Regions from separate parts of the Homo sapiens genome. Here region 1 is linked to region 2. The links are chromatin contacts, found by Hi-C or POLR2A ChIA-PET in ENCODE. All regions are on one chromosome and are shown on one strand. Each heading gives the region's core, a stretch centred on a gene start or an enhancer-like site at or near the end of the contact. The rest is flanking DNA. Distances are from core to core; before and after follow the strand shown.

The links. Hi-C counts contacts between places; a loop is a spot of excess contacts on that map. ChIA-PET counts read pairs that join two places held with the same protein, here RNA polymerase II (POLR2A). Pooled maps may share reads with other maps.
Region 1: a map of naive thymus-derived CD4-positive, alpha-beta T cell shows a loop between it and region 2 (4-fold over the local background). The contact joins the enhancer-like site here to the promoter of CCDC83 in region 2. A Hi-C loop is called at or near these places in 4 of 168 maps with a recorded cell type or tissue (CD14-positive monocyte, CD8-positive, alpha-beta T cell, ascending aorta and 1 more) and 2 of 50 pooled maps. POLR2A ChIA-PET finds 5 or more read pairs at or near these places in 3 of 52 experiments (HEK293, T-cell and activated CD4-positive, alpha-beta T cell).

The regions. Positions count from the first base shown.
Region 1 is chr11:85,965,848-85,971,536 of GRCh38, reverse strand. The region is part of intron 19 of PICALM (phosphatidylinositol binding clathrin assembly protein); the gene reads left to right. Among named protein-coding and RNA genes, the nearest start is that of PICALM, 100 kb to the left of the region's middle. Within about 2 kb of position 2,481, at least 2 of the 41 ENCODE cell types and tissues checked have a DNase peak (open chromatin) inside an H3K27ac peak, as active enhancers do.
Region 2 is chr11:85,850,860-85,857,096 of GRCh38, reverse strand. CCDC83 (coiled-coil domain containing 83) reads right to left here and starts at 1,714. Exons shown (of 11, transcript NM_001286159.2): 1 at 1,513-1,714. It also overlaps a transcript of SYTL2 not described here and the pseudogene AHCYP6.

The DNA.
Region 1 (5,689 bases), core at 1,232-3,731, 110 kb before region 2:
CTTGAACTCCTGAGCTCTAGCAGTTCATCTGCCTCGGCCTCCCAAAGTGCTGGGATTACAGGTATGAGCCACCGTACCCACCCAGCATCTGCTCTTAACCCAGGTTTTACGTCCTGTTGCCTTCTAAAACCCACATAACCGTTTCACAGAAACACCAGAAAAGTGCCAGAATTTCCTTGTGCATGAAAAAAAACAGGGACAGAAATACCTTTTCTTAATTACTTTATATCAGAAGAGAAGTGAATGAGAACATTAGGGTAATAAGTTTCTAGTTGAAAGATAAAATTTGAAATGAGTACTTAAGTATTACTGAAAAAGCAAATGAAGGAAGCAAATTGATAACTAGGAAAATAAAATCAGGCAGCAATGAAATGGCTTGAAGAAGCTTTGGTCTCTCTACATAGTCATTTGAATCATTTGAAAGTCAGAATCTTAAATTTGTTAATGTTACTTTTAATTATTTTGTAATTCCTTTGTTCTGCATGTATCTAATCACAAAGTCTCACTAATTATTCCTCTGCTATAATTAGACCCACCCTTCTCCTTGCATTCTACAGCTTTCACCCAGTCTTGGAACCTCTTTATTCACACTTGTTTTGCAATAGTCACTCATGTTCTCTGCCTCCCCGATTTAATCCGTTTTGTAAATATTGGAACAATCTTTTGTAGGCAGTATTTGTAATACCCATCTCCATACTCAAACATTTAGGGAGGTGAATCTTTTTTGTGTGTGGGTAATGGAGTCTCACTCTGTCCCCCAGGCTGGAGGGCAGTGGTACGATTTCAGCTCACTGCAGCCTCTGCCTCCTGTGTTAAACCTCCTGCCTCAGCCTCCCCGGCAGCTGGGATTACAGGCACACGCCACCACACCCAACTAATTTTTAGTAGAGACAGGGTTTCACCATGTTGGCCAGGCTGGTCTCAAACTCCTGGCCTCAAGTGATCCTCCCTCCTGGGCCTCCCAAAGTGTTGGGATTACAGGTGTGAGCCACTGTGTCCAGCCTAAGGAGGTGAATCTAAATATAACTGAACATTTAAAGCCTTTTCTCAGCTTTCCTTCCATCTTAAAACAACCTCATGAAGCCTCCCTATTTATAAGAGTAATAATGAGTTAACGGAATATTCAAGTTCTTCGATTCCATGCTTTTACAATTCTCAATAAGTATCCAGTGTTCTGCTGTTATTTGTCTTTTCCATAAGTCCTTCACCTGCCATAAAGTGGGTTTATTCTTTGTCCAGTCTTCAGTCATCTGGTGTCCCTTTCACATCCTTATGAGATCTGGAATTCTTTTCCTTATTCTGCATTATTTTTTCTTACAGACCTTGTGACTACCTGGCATCCATCCAGTCTAGCAAGGGCTTTCTTTACTAGATTATAAGCTTCATGAAGGCAAGCTTCTCTGGCATGTTTACTTCTCTGTCCCTAGTTCCTAGAACAGTGCCTGACATGTAATAGTTTTTGGACATTATTTGTTAAGTAAATGAATCACCTTGTAAACTTACCTTTTTCATCATATAACTTACTCTGCCCCTCCTTAATCTCTCATTTCACTTACTTGTAACCATTATAATAACTTGCAGTGGTGTTCAAAATTGGTTTGATTTGTTGGCTAATAGTTATGGTGAGCTAAAACATTAGACGGCTCACCTGAGGAATGAAGACAGCTTTATTTTATGTTTATGATTGAACATTTTTAATAATTAAAAATTAAACTGTTGGCCGAACACAGTGGCTCATGTCTGTAATACTAGCACTTTGGGAGGCTGAGGTAGGAGGATCACTTAAGTGCAGGAGTTCCAGACCAACCTGGGCAACATAGTGAGACTGTCTGTTTTTTAAAAAGAAAAAAGTAAACTGTTTATCTTTGAACTAGATAAGGTTTTTCTCATGCTTTAAAGCATGTTTAATGATTCTCAGCCAGTCTCTTGGATTAATTTTGTCCGTAGAATGCTAGCCGAAACCAAAAGATTTTTCTTAATGAATTACCTTTTAATTGTTCTTTCATTGTTTTGTTCCCTTTTTTTCAATTGGATTAAAAAATTATTAAGGGCAGAGATCATCCATCTCTTTGTATGGGGTAAAGTAAATGGTAGTTTAAATGAAAAATGAAATTCCATCAAAATGGAATCTTTTAATCAAATCTAATTTCTACAGCTGTTCCCAAAATTCTTCCTTGCTCTTTGAAGTGTTTGTTTTGAGAGCTGTTACTTACCTAAGGCATAACTTGTAGCTCTTGGTCTCTTGCCTGATTACTATTATATCAAGTTAACATTTTTGAGAGAGCTCTAGCCCTCTCAGATACCTTTATCTTGTTGCCATTTAGTGAGACATTCCAGTGTGTTGTGTGTCTTACATTTTATCTAGGTTACTCTAAGCACTGCATTAGTGCTTGTTTATGAGGAAGCAGCTAACACCTTCCAGATGGCTGTTAGCTCAGACTTGATTCAATTCTTCAGGAAATTGTCATTATGGCTTTAATTCAGTAGACTGCGCTGTAGCTTTGAACTTATGAATTCCTATACACATACCCTTTTCTCCGTGTGTGTGTGTGTGTGTGTGTGTGTGTGTGTGTGTGTGTGTGTGTGTGTTGAGTCATTTTTCTGTATTTTTTAGATATTTTCATGGAATTGTTTAACAACAGATACTATTGTTTTTCTGTTTCATGCCTAACATTGTAGCTGTCTTTATTATGTTGTTCTACATTAGTGCATCTTCCTAGATGTTTAACTTCATGATAAATTCTAGGTCCTTGTGGTTTTCCTTTTGTTTCTCTTCTGTGCTTCCTCACAGTCTTACTATTTGGTTACTTGGTACAGATTGCTAGTGTGTCTGGAAAGGGGACTCCTGCTTTCTCTTACTGGTGCTTTACATAAATTGAAATGTCCATTGCTAAGCCAGTAGTTCATAAACTAATTCTTTAGTTGCAATATACAGCTATTATGTTATTAAGCATGAAGACAGTTATAGTTTCAATTTTCTTCTGAAAGTCATTGTGATATGAAATAACACTTTTTAAATGAATGTTTATATGGCAGTTTAGGTATTTTTGAAGCTCTTTGGGGGTGACAAGGGTTGTTGTTGTCATCTTATTTCCTTATATGAAAAATTCCCACTGATCACATATCAATCTGCCTATTTTCCCAGAAGCAATATGAAAAATACAGAGTATTACCTTTGGGCATTTAATTTTAAAATTAACTGTTGGTTTCTTTTTTGTTGTTTTTGTTTGTTTGTTTTGTTTTTTTGAGACAGGGTCTCACTCTGTCCCCCAGGCTGGAGTGCAATGGCACAATCATGGCTCACTGTAGCCTCAGCCTCCAGGGTAGCTAAGACTGCAGGCACACACCACAATGCCTGACTAATTTTTAATTTTTTGTAGAGCAAGCATACATCAGACTGGTCTTGAACTCCTGATCTCAAGCAGTCCTCCCACCTTGGCTTCCAAAAGTGCTGGGATTATAGGCATGAGCCACTGCTCCTGGCCAAGTTTTGTTGGTTTCTTGACTGGTATTAGGCCTTTTTTTAAAGGAGGACTGCCAGTTTTGTTTATGGAGGATATGGTTAAAGATGCAAAATGGCTGCTGTTTTTTGTTGTTTGCAGTGGCTAATTTTAAATCAGTCTGACATCAGTTAAGTGTCTGAAAGGAAATGATGGCTTGTTGTGAGTGCTTTTTATCCTTCTAAATGGGAACACTGTTGCCTTTAGATATTCGAATAATTTAAGTCTTAGAAAAAGCCTTTTAAAGTACTTTCTTGTATTTAAGAACTAGTGGCTGCTTTTAGGTTTCGTTTTGGTTTTGTTTTTTGGTTTTGTTGTTGTTGTTTTATTCTCTTGGTGTGTTAATTGTGAGTATTGGCAGTACCTCCTCTGTCAGCCGATCTCTCCAGCTGGATTTCTGTGAAGAAGGCTTTTTGCCTTGTAAGCAATGTGTTGTGCTCATTCATCCTTGCCTACTGCAGAATACCATGAGGGACGTTTCCTTGGGGATTGGGATGTAGTACCATAGGTGAAAACTAGCTCCTAGTACACACACCTGAATCATTCGAAATAGAAATGTTAGAAGTCTCATCTGCTGATCACTATTGCTAACAAGACAACTTATAGAATAAGACCTTGCTTATTACTAGGTTTTTGCTGAGGACATTCTCGAAAAGGTAGAAATCTAATTTCTTGTCTTAATAAATAAAACCAGAAAGTATTCTTAAAGTCCGGGGTGCCTGTGAAGTTCTGCAGAATCTTCATGACGAACATCAGTGACCATGTATAATACTGTGTATACAGAAAGAATGGGAATGTATTGTCTCACATTTACTAGAAAAGTTCCTTTAAAAAATTATTTCTCTACTCCAACTTTAACTTTTTCTTGTAAATTCAATATAGCCGTAAATTCTAGCTGAATTGAAATTAATTGGGATAGCAGAGTTTGAAGAGGAAAAAAACACCAGCCTTGGAACCAGCAGATCTGCATTAGAGTTTATATTATAGTTTCCTAGGACTGCTGTAACAAAGTGTACCACAAACTTGATTAAGCATGTTAAAAGTTTTTAAGCTCTTAAAAACAGAAATTAAAACAGAAATTTGTTTTCTATCACTTCTGGAGAAATCAGGGTATCGGCAGAGCCATGCTCCCTCTGAATTTTCTAGAGGAGGGTCCTTCCTTGGCTTTTCCAGCTTTTGGTAGCCCCATTCGTTCCATAGTTTGCATCTGTAGCCATTTAGTCTCTACCTGTCAACATGGCATTCTCTCTATGGGTCTCTACCTCCACGTGCCTCTCCTTATAAGGACACTGGTCATCAAATTAGGGTCACTCCAAAGACCTCATCTTAACTTGATTACATCTACAAAGACCCTGTTTCCAAGTAGGGTCAAATTTATGGGCACCAGGGGTTAGGACTTCAACACATCTTTTGGGGGGTCACAATTCAGCAGTCTTGACTTGACTCCTCAGCTAACCATGTGTTGAGAGCAAATTCTCTATGTAACTTTGAGCCTTAGTTTCCTTACCTGTAAAATTGTGGTATTACTTTGTGTACTTTATCATTTTGCTGTAAGGATCAAATGAAAATATTTGAAACTGACTAAGAAAATATTTAAAGGTTGCCCTGTTTTTGGAAATTGTTCCTATTCCCTGAATTGTCCTTATTCTCTAATTCTAAGAGGAGAATTGGGCACAGTGGCTCACACCTGTGATATCAACACTTTTGGAGGCTAAAGTGGAAGGATCACTTGAGCCCAGGAATTGGAGGCTACAGTTAGCAATGATCACACCACTGTACTCCAGCCTGGGCAACAGAGCTAGACCCTGTCTTTGGGGGGGGAAAAACAGTTTTAGAGAGGTTCAGATACAACATACATTCAAAGTGGAATGCTCCCAGGTCACTGTGTGGCATCCCCTAAAACAAAATGCGTAATGCGGGCCGGGTGCGGTGGCTCACACCTGTAATCCCAGCACTTTGGGAGGCTGGGGGAGGGGTGCAGATCACGAGGTCAAGAGTTCGAAACCAGGCTGACCAACATGGTGAAACCCTGTCTCTACAAAAAATACAAAAATTAGCCAGGCGTGGTGGCAGGCACCTGTAGTCCCAGCAACTCAGGAGGCTGAGGCAGGAGAATTGCTGAAACCTGGGAGGCGAAGGTTGCAGTGAGCTGAGATCGCACCACTGTACTCCAGCCTGGGCGACAGAGA
Region 2 (6,237 bases), core at 465-2,964:
TTGTCAGACATGCTGGTGGTGCTTGTGATAGACATGGCTGAAGGGGCCCAAGCCTCGATCTGGGGACAGGCACTGGGGGTATGGCACTGGGCAGGGGGTTCCCAGGTAGTTTATTCGTTTTGTGGCTACTGCAAATGAGATTGCACAGAACACATGTTTAACTTAATTAGAAATGGTCTCCAGTAAATGTTTTTAAAAATCCTGAATTAATTTAAAGCCATTCAGTGGTAATAGTACCACCTAAAACATTAATTTTAAAAATTGAGACCGCTTTTCATATTGATTATGTATATATGATAGGGACCAAAATTGTTAGTGTTAAAATGTAAAATTTGCCCGGTTTGGAAATATGTTAAAATCATATATTAAAATCAAGGTATTTAAAAATATCTAGATGAGTGACATTTTCAAGTTTCACTTGGACGACTGATGATGTACATTACATTAGCATGTATTTTCTTCACCAATCCTTTAGTCATGGCACATTTTTCTACTGCAGTACCCAAAGATATTGGAGTCTTAGCTTTAAAATTAGTCCGTCTTCTGATCCAGAGTTGCTAATATCAAATAGTTTGAACTGCAGTATATTACACTAACTTCTCTAGTAACCAGAACTACATTTTTTTCCCACTCTTACTGTCCTTCAGTTTTAGAATTATCAACAAAGAAAAGAAAAATAACTATGAAAATATTATTATGAGGATAAGGGAAAAATATGCAATAATAATGGTAGAGAACAAAAAGGCTTCTTTCTACCTTCAAATAGCAGTAGTGAGTCTAAAGAGGATCTTCTGGAGGTGGCTGTAAGGCAATCCATGAGCAATTATCACATAGACTGATAAATACCCAGTCATTATTTTTCCCCTCTGTCATCACAGGAATCTTTCTTTTCCTTTTTTTTTTTTTTTTTTTGGCTTAGATAGGGCACTTTTTCCCATCTCTTAATCACTTCCTCAACTCTCTCTCTTGCCCAGCAGAAAATTATGGGATAAGGAAGGGAGTGAGGCAACAACATGGCACTGTACAAATGTGACAAATTCATAAAAGAAACCAAGTGTTTTCTTTAGAAGAATGTTGTAGTATCCAGAGCAAGAAGTTGAAACCAATCTATGAATTGGGATATGAGGGTAAAAGACATCAATAACACACTTAGCACATATGAAGTACCTACAGCGGAAGAGCATTGCGCTGGTATTGAGAAGGATGCAAGAGTATGTGAGGTCCTCAGAAAGCATTCACTAGACTCAGAATTTGGTGAGAGAGGCACTAAGAGAAGCAAGACCGAGCTTAGTCCCAGCTCCTGCACAGAGTTGTATAACCTAGGCCAAGTCTCTGAACCTCTGACCTGTTTCCTCCTCCATCTGTCCTAGTTGCTGTCCGGGCTATGAGGCTCCAAACGCTTTGGGAAAACTGTCAAGTGATAAAGCCTCATAAGAATGGAAGGCATTCTTAGTCTGCTCTGCGTCTGCTGTGTGCTAGGGGCTGTGTGAGGGCACCGTGAAGGTTACAAACCTGAATCAAATTCAGAGCCTGCCTTTCGAGAGGGCAAATAATGTATCCAGGGGTTCTACCGCAAGGCGGAGAGATGGGTTAACATTCTGATCAGATTAAAAAGGCCTGCCCTCCTTCTCATCTCCTGGGTGGAGAAGAGGAGTGGGCCTATCAGAGCCCTTCCCAGCAGCTCCTAACGGCCCAAGAACGGCGCTTCGTGGACAAGACCAGGAGGGCGCGACCCCCAGGCTGATCTCGAAGCGGCGCAAGCCCAGGCCCGTGGAGAGTGGAGCCCGTGGAGGGTGGTCGGGGGGAAGCTTATAAAGTCTTCAGTGTCAGACTGGAAGGAGTCGGGGGCCAAGAAAAGAGGCCAGCCAGTCTCCTGACATCCCCTCCACAGCCTGCAGGGGCGGATACCCGGCCCTGGGCGGACAGCTCGCACTTCCTTTCAGCCCGCCGGCCAGGCCTACCGGCTCCACTGCAGCGGCTGCTGCGCCCTGCATTTCCAAGGCAACCGACGTCCTCCTCCCTACTCCCTCCCCACCCGCCCTAGCTTAGCCGCGAACGGCGGGCCGAGCGCGCCATCTGGTGGCGACGCAGGGAAGGGTCCCGGCCGAGCGCCCGCGCCGCCGCCTTGGTAGCAGCGGTAGCGCTCTCCCGCCTTCCTCCGCGCGGGATTTTCGGCGTCCCTCAGCCAGCTGGTCTCAAACGCTCACGCGCTCGTTGGCTCCCTTTAGTCGCAAGCCTGGAAGTTGGTGACTGTAGACACAGGGCCCACGGGCTTCGTGCTGTGACCGTGAGCAGGTCATTTGGATCTCAGAGTTTGTGTCTTCCGCTGTAAAATGAGACGCCTGGACTCGGTGGCGCTTTCCGCACAGTTCGGGGGACGGGGACGGGGCCTGGTTGTCTGGTGAGGCTTCTGCGCGCCTCTGTCCCGCTGCGCTCCTTCCACAATGGCGGCTTGTCTTCTTTCTACTTTCGTGCACTAATTCTTTGGTTTTAGCTCTTAATAAGAATGGCAGGTCCCTGGACTAAATGCTTACAGGGCAACTTCCTGCTGTATAAGTCCTTGATTCTGTTTTTCTTCTCGCTTTCCTTTTTTGTTCGTAAACCTAAAGAAAGGAATTTAAGTCCAGCATTTCCCACTCTTCGCTTTTTGCTGTTCTTTCCTCCGAGAGAGAAAAAGAAAATCCTACACGTACAGCCTTTAAAGTTCCTCTTTCCTCTCCTGCATTATTTCTCATTATCTGCCGCAAGATAATTTTCTTTTTTTGGTACTTGACACTGGCTTTGAACGGACAACTTTTTTTTTTTTTAATGAGTGGAAATATTCATTTATTCAGCACTTAGAAATAACAGTTCTTGATAATATTATGATTTATAATTTATACATGGTGTATTTTAATGAATTGCAGGTGTTTAAGAAATAAGTAATATAGCAGGGCGCGGTGGCTCATGCTTGTAATCCCTCACGCCTACAATCCCTCACGCCTGTAATCTCAGCAGTTTGGGAGGCCGAGGTGGACAGATTGCTTGCGGTAAGGAGTTTGAGACCAGCGTAGGCAACATGGCGAAACCCCATCTCTACGAAAAATTAGCCAGGCATAGTGGTGAGTGCCTGTAGTCCCAGCTACTTCGGAGGTGGAGGCCGAAGAATTGCTTGAGCCTGGAAGGCTGAGATCTCAGTGAGCCGAGACTGCCACTGCACGGGTGACAGAGCGAGCCTCTGTCTCAAAGAAAGAAAGAGTATGTACCTGGATATGTATTTTTATTTTTATTTTTATTTTTTACAGCTTAACGAGATTTTTTTATTTTCCTGACTTTTTGCTTTGGAGAATTAGTCAGTAGTTAAGGTCTATCTTGTTCGTTTACTATGGGGTTTGAATTTGAGATGGGGCTGACGTCACTTTGGGGCCCTTTTCTTTTCTTCTTTTTTTTTTTTTTTTTTATTGATCATTCTTGGGTGTTTCTCGCAGAGGGGGATTTGGCAGGGTCATAGGACAATAGTGGAGGGAAGGTCAGCAGATAAACAAGTGAACAAAGGTCTCTGGTTTTCCTAGGCAGAGGACCCTGTGGCCTTCCGCAGTGTTTGTGTCCCTGGGTACTTGAGATTAGGGAGTGGTGATGACTCTTAAGGAGCATGCTGCCTTCAAGCATCTGTTTAACAAAGCCCATCTTGCACCGCCCTTAATCCATTTAACCCTGAGTGGACACAGCACATGTTTCAGAGAGCACCGGGTTGGGGGCAAGGTCATAGATCAACAGCATCCCAAGGCAGAAGAATCTTTCCTAGTACAGAACAAAATGGAGTCTCCTATGTCTACTTTTTTCTACTCAAGACACGGCAACAATCTGATTTCTCTATCTTTTCCCCACATTTCCCCCTTTTCTATTCCACAAAACCGCCATTGTCATCATGGCCTGTTCTCAATGAGCTGTTGGGTACGCCTCCCAGACGGGGTGGCGGCCGGGCAGAGGGGCTCCTCGCTTCCCAGAAGGGGCGGCCGGGCAGAGGCGCCCCCGACCTCCCGGACGGGGAGGCGGCCGGGCGGAGGCGCTCCTCACTTCCCAGACAGGGTGGCTGCCGGGCGCAGGGGCTCCTCACTTCTCAGACGGGGCGGCTGCTGGGCGGAGGGGCTCCTCACTTCTCAGACGGGGCGGCCGGGTAGAGACGCTCCTCACCTCCCAGACGGGGTCGCGGCCGGGCAGAGGTGCTCCTGACTTCCCAGACTGGGCAGGCGGGCAGAGGGGCTCCTCACATCCCAGACGATGGGCGGCCAGGCAGAAACACTCCTCACTTCCCAGACGGGGTGGCGGCCGGGCAGAGGCTGCAATCTTGGCACTTTGGGAGGCCAAGGGAGGCGGCTGGGAGGTGGAGGTTATAGCTAGCCGTGATCATGCCACTGCACTCCAGCCTGGGCAACATTGAGCACTGAGTGAACGAGACTCCGTCTGCAATCCCGGCACCTCGGGAGGCCGAGGCTGGCAGATCACTCGCGGTTAGGAGCTGGAGATCAGCCCAGCCAACACGTGAAACCCCGTCTCCACCAAAAAAAATACGAAAACCAGTCAGGTGTGGCGGTGCGCGCCTGCAACCGCAGGCACTCGGCAGGCTGAGGCGGGAGAATCAGGCAGGGAGGTTGCAGTGAGCCGAGATGGCAGCAGTACAGTCCAGCTTCCGCTGGGTATCAGAGGGAGACTGTGGATAGAGAGGGAGAGGGAGACCGTGGGGAGAGGGAGAGGGGGAGGGGGAGGCAGACAACTTTCTTTTACATCCTAGGAGCGTCTATGTCCTGGTAGTTACATTTCAGTCAATTACTTATCCTTTTGTCCCAGGAAGACAGAAATGAGGCCCCTTTAGGCTTCCCTGCTCCCTTCGTAAGTCACCTGTTTGGCATTCTTGAATTTGTTTTTTAAAAAATGGATTATCATATTTTTTATTCATGCTGTGTTATATTAATAACGTATTAAGAACTTGAAGGGAACTGAAGCAGTTAATAAAAATATTAAGCAGCTTTTGGTTAAAGGAGTTTTTCTCATCAGTAAAATATACAAAAATTAATCATTGTTAGAGATAACTTACGTGTTCCACCTCATTTTAACCTCCCTTTAGTCTATCAGTATTGTGTTTATTAAGTGCCAGGAATTTGCTATGATCTACACATCTGATAAATGTTCTTCTGTTAACCTGGTTTTCCCTAAAATAACATCATCAGATGGGATTATAGGATAAAATTATTAAGAGTGCAAATTCAGGAGAAAAAGCTACCAGCGGAAAATTTTTAAAGCATGGAGATTTTTTAGTTAAATAGAAAAGCAATTTGTGATTCTTCAGCACTTTGAATTGATTCCCACATCATTTGTTTTAAATCTTAGGCCTGCTTCTATTATGAGAGCCTGGGCCCATAGTGAAAAAATGTACTTTTACCTATCATTTATATCCTGCACAGTTTTTCTTATAGTGTTTACCAGTTGGTGGTCAGTGTGAAGCCAGATAAAAACCATTTGCTGAGTTTCCTCATTTGACCTTGATTTTCTGTTAGCCTTGCCATGTTGAATGATGTAGAAATAGACGTAGGAAAGTATCTATAGTAGAAGAAGCCAAATATGCTGTCTGTTTTTGGAAAAACCACAAAGAACCTGTTTGAGATGAGCAATTGCTAAACAGAAACAACTGCAGGGTCTTATTATTATTAAATCTCACAATAATTTGTAAAGACCCGAACTAGGAATGAACTTACTGCCTTTGCGAACCAGTTCAAACTTTTGGTAAATCAGACATTTTACCTACAGCAGTTACTTTTGAGAAATAGAAAATTTTTGCTACAACTTCCTGTCCAATAACTTTGTTCCTCACAAACTTGAAACAATTAAATAGATGTTTTGCAAAAATAAATAATCATGAACTAAAATATTCTCTTTTTTTTTTATTATACTTTCAGTTTTAGGGTACATGTGCACATGGTGCAGGTTAGATACATATGTATACATGTGCCATGCTGGTGCGCTGCACCCACTAACTCGTCATCTAGCATTAGGTATGTCTCCCGATGCTATCCCTCCCCCCTCCCCCCACCCCACCACAGTCCCCAGAGTGTGATATTCCCCTTCCTGTGTCCATGTGATCTCATTGTTCAGTTCCCACCTGTGAGTGAGAATATGCGGTGTTTGGTTTTTTGTTCTTGCGATAGTTTACTGAGAATGATGATTTCCAATTTCATCCATGTCCCTACAAAGGACATGAAC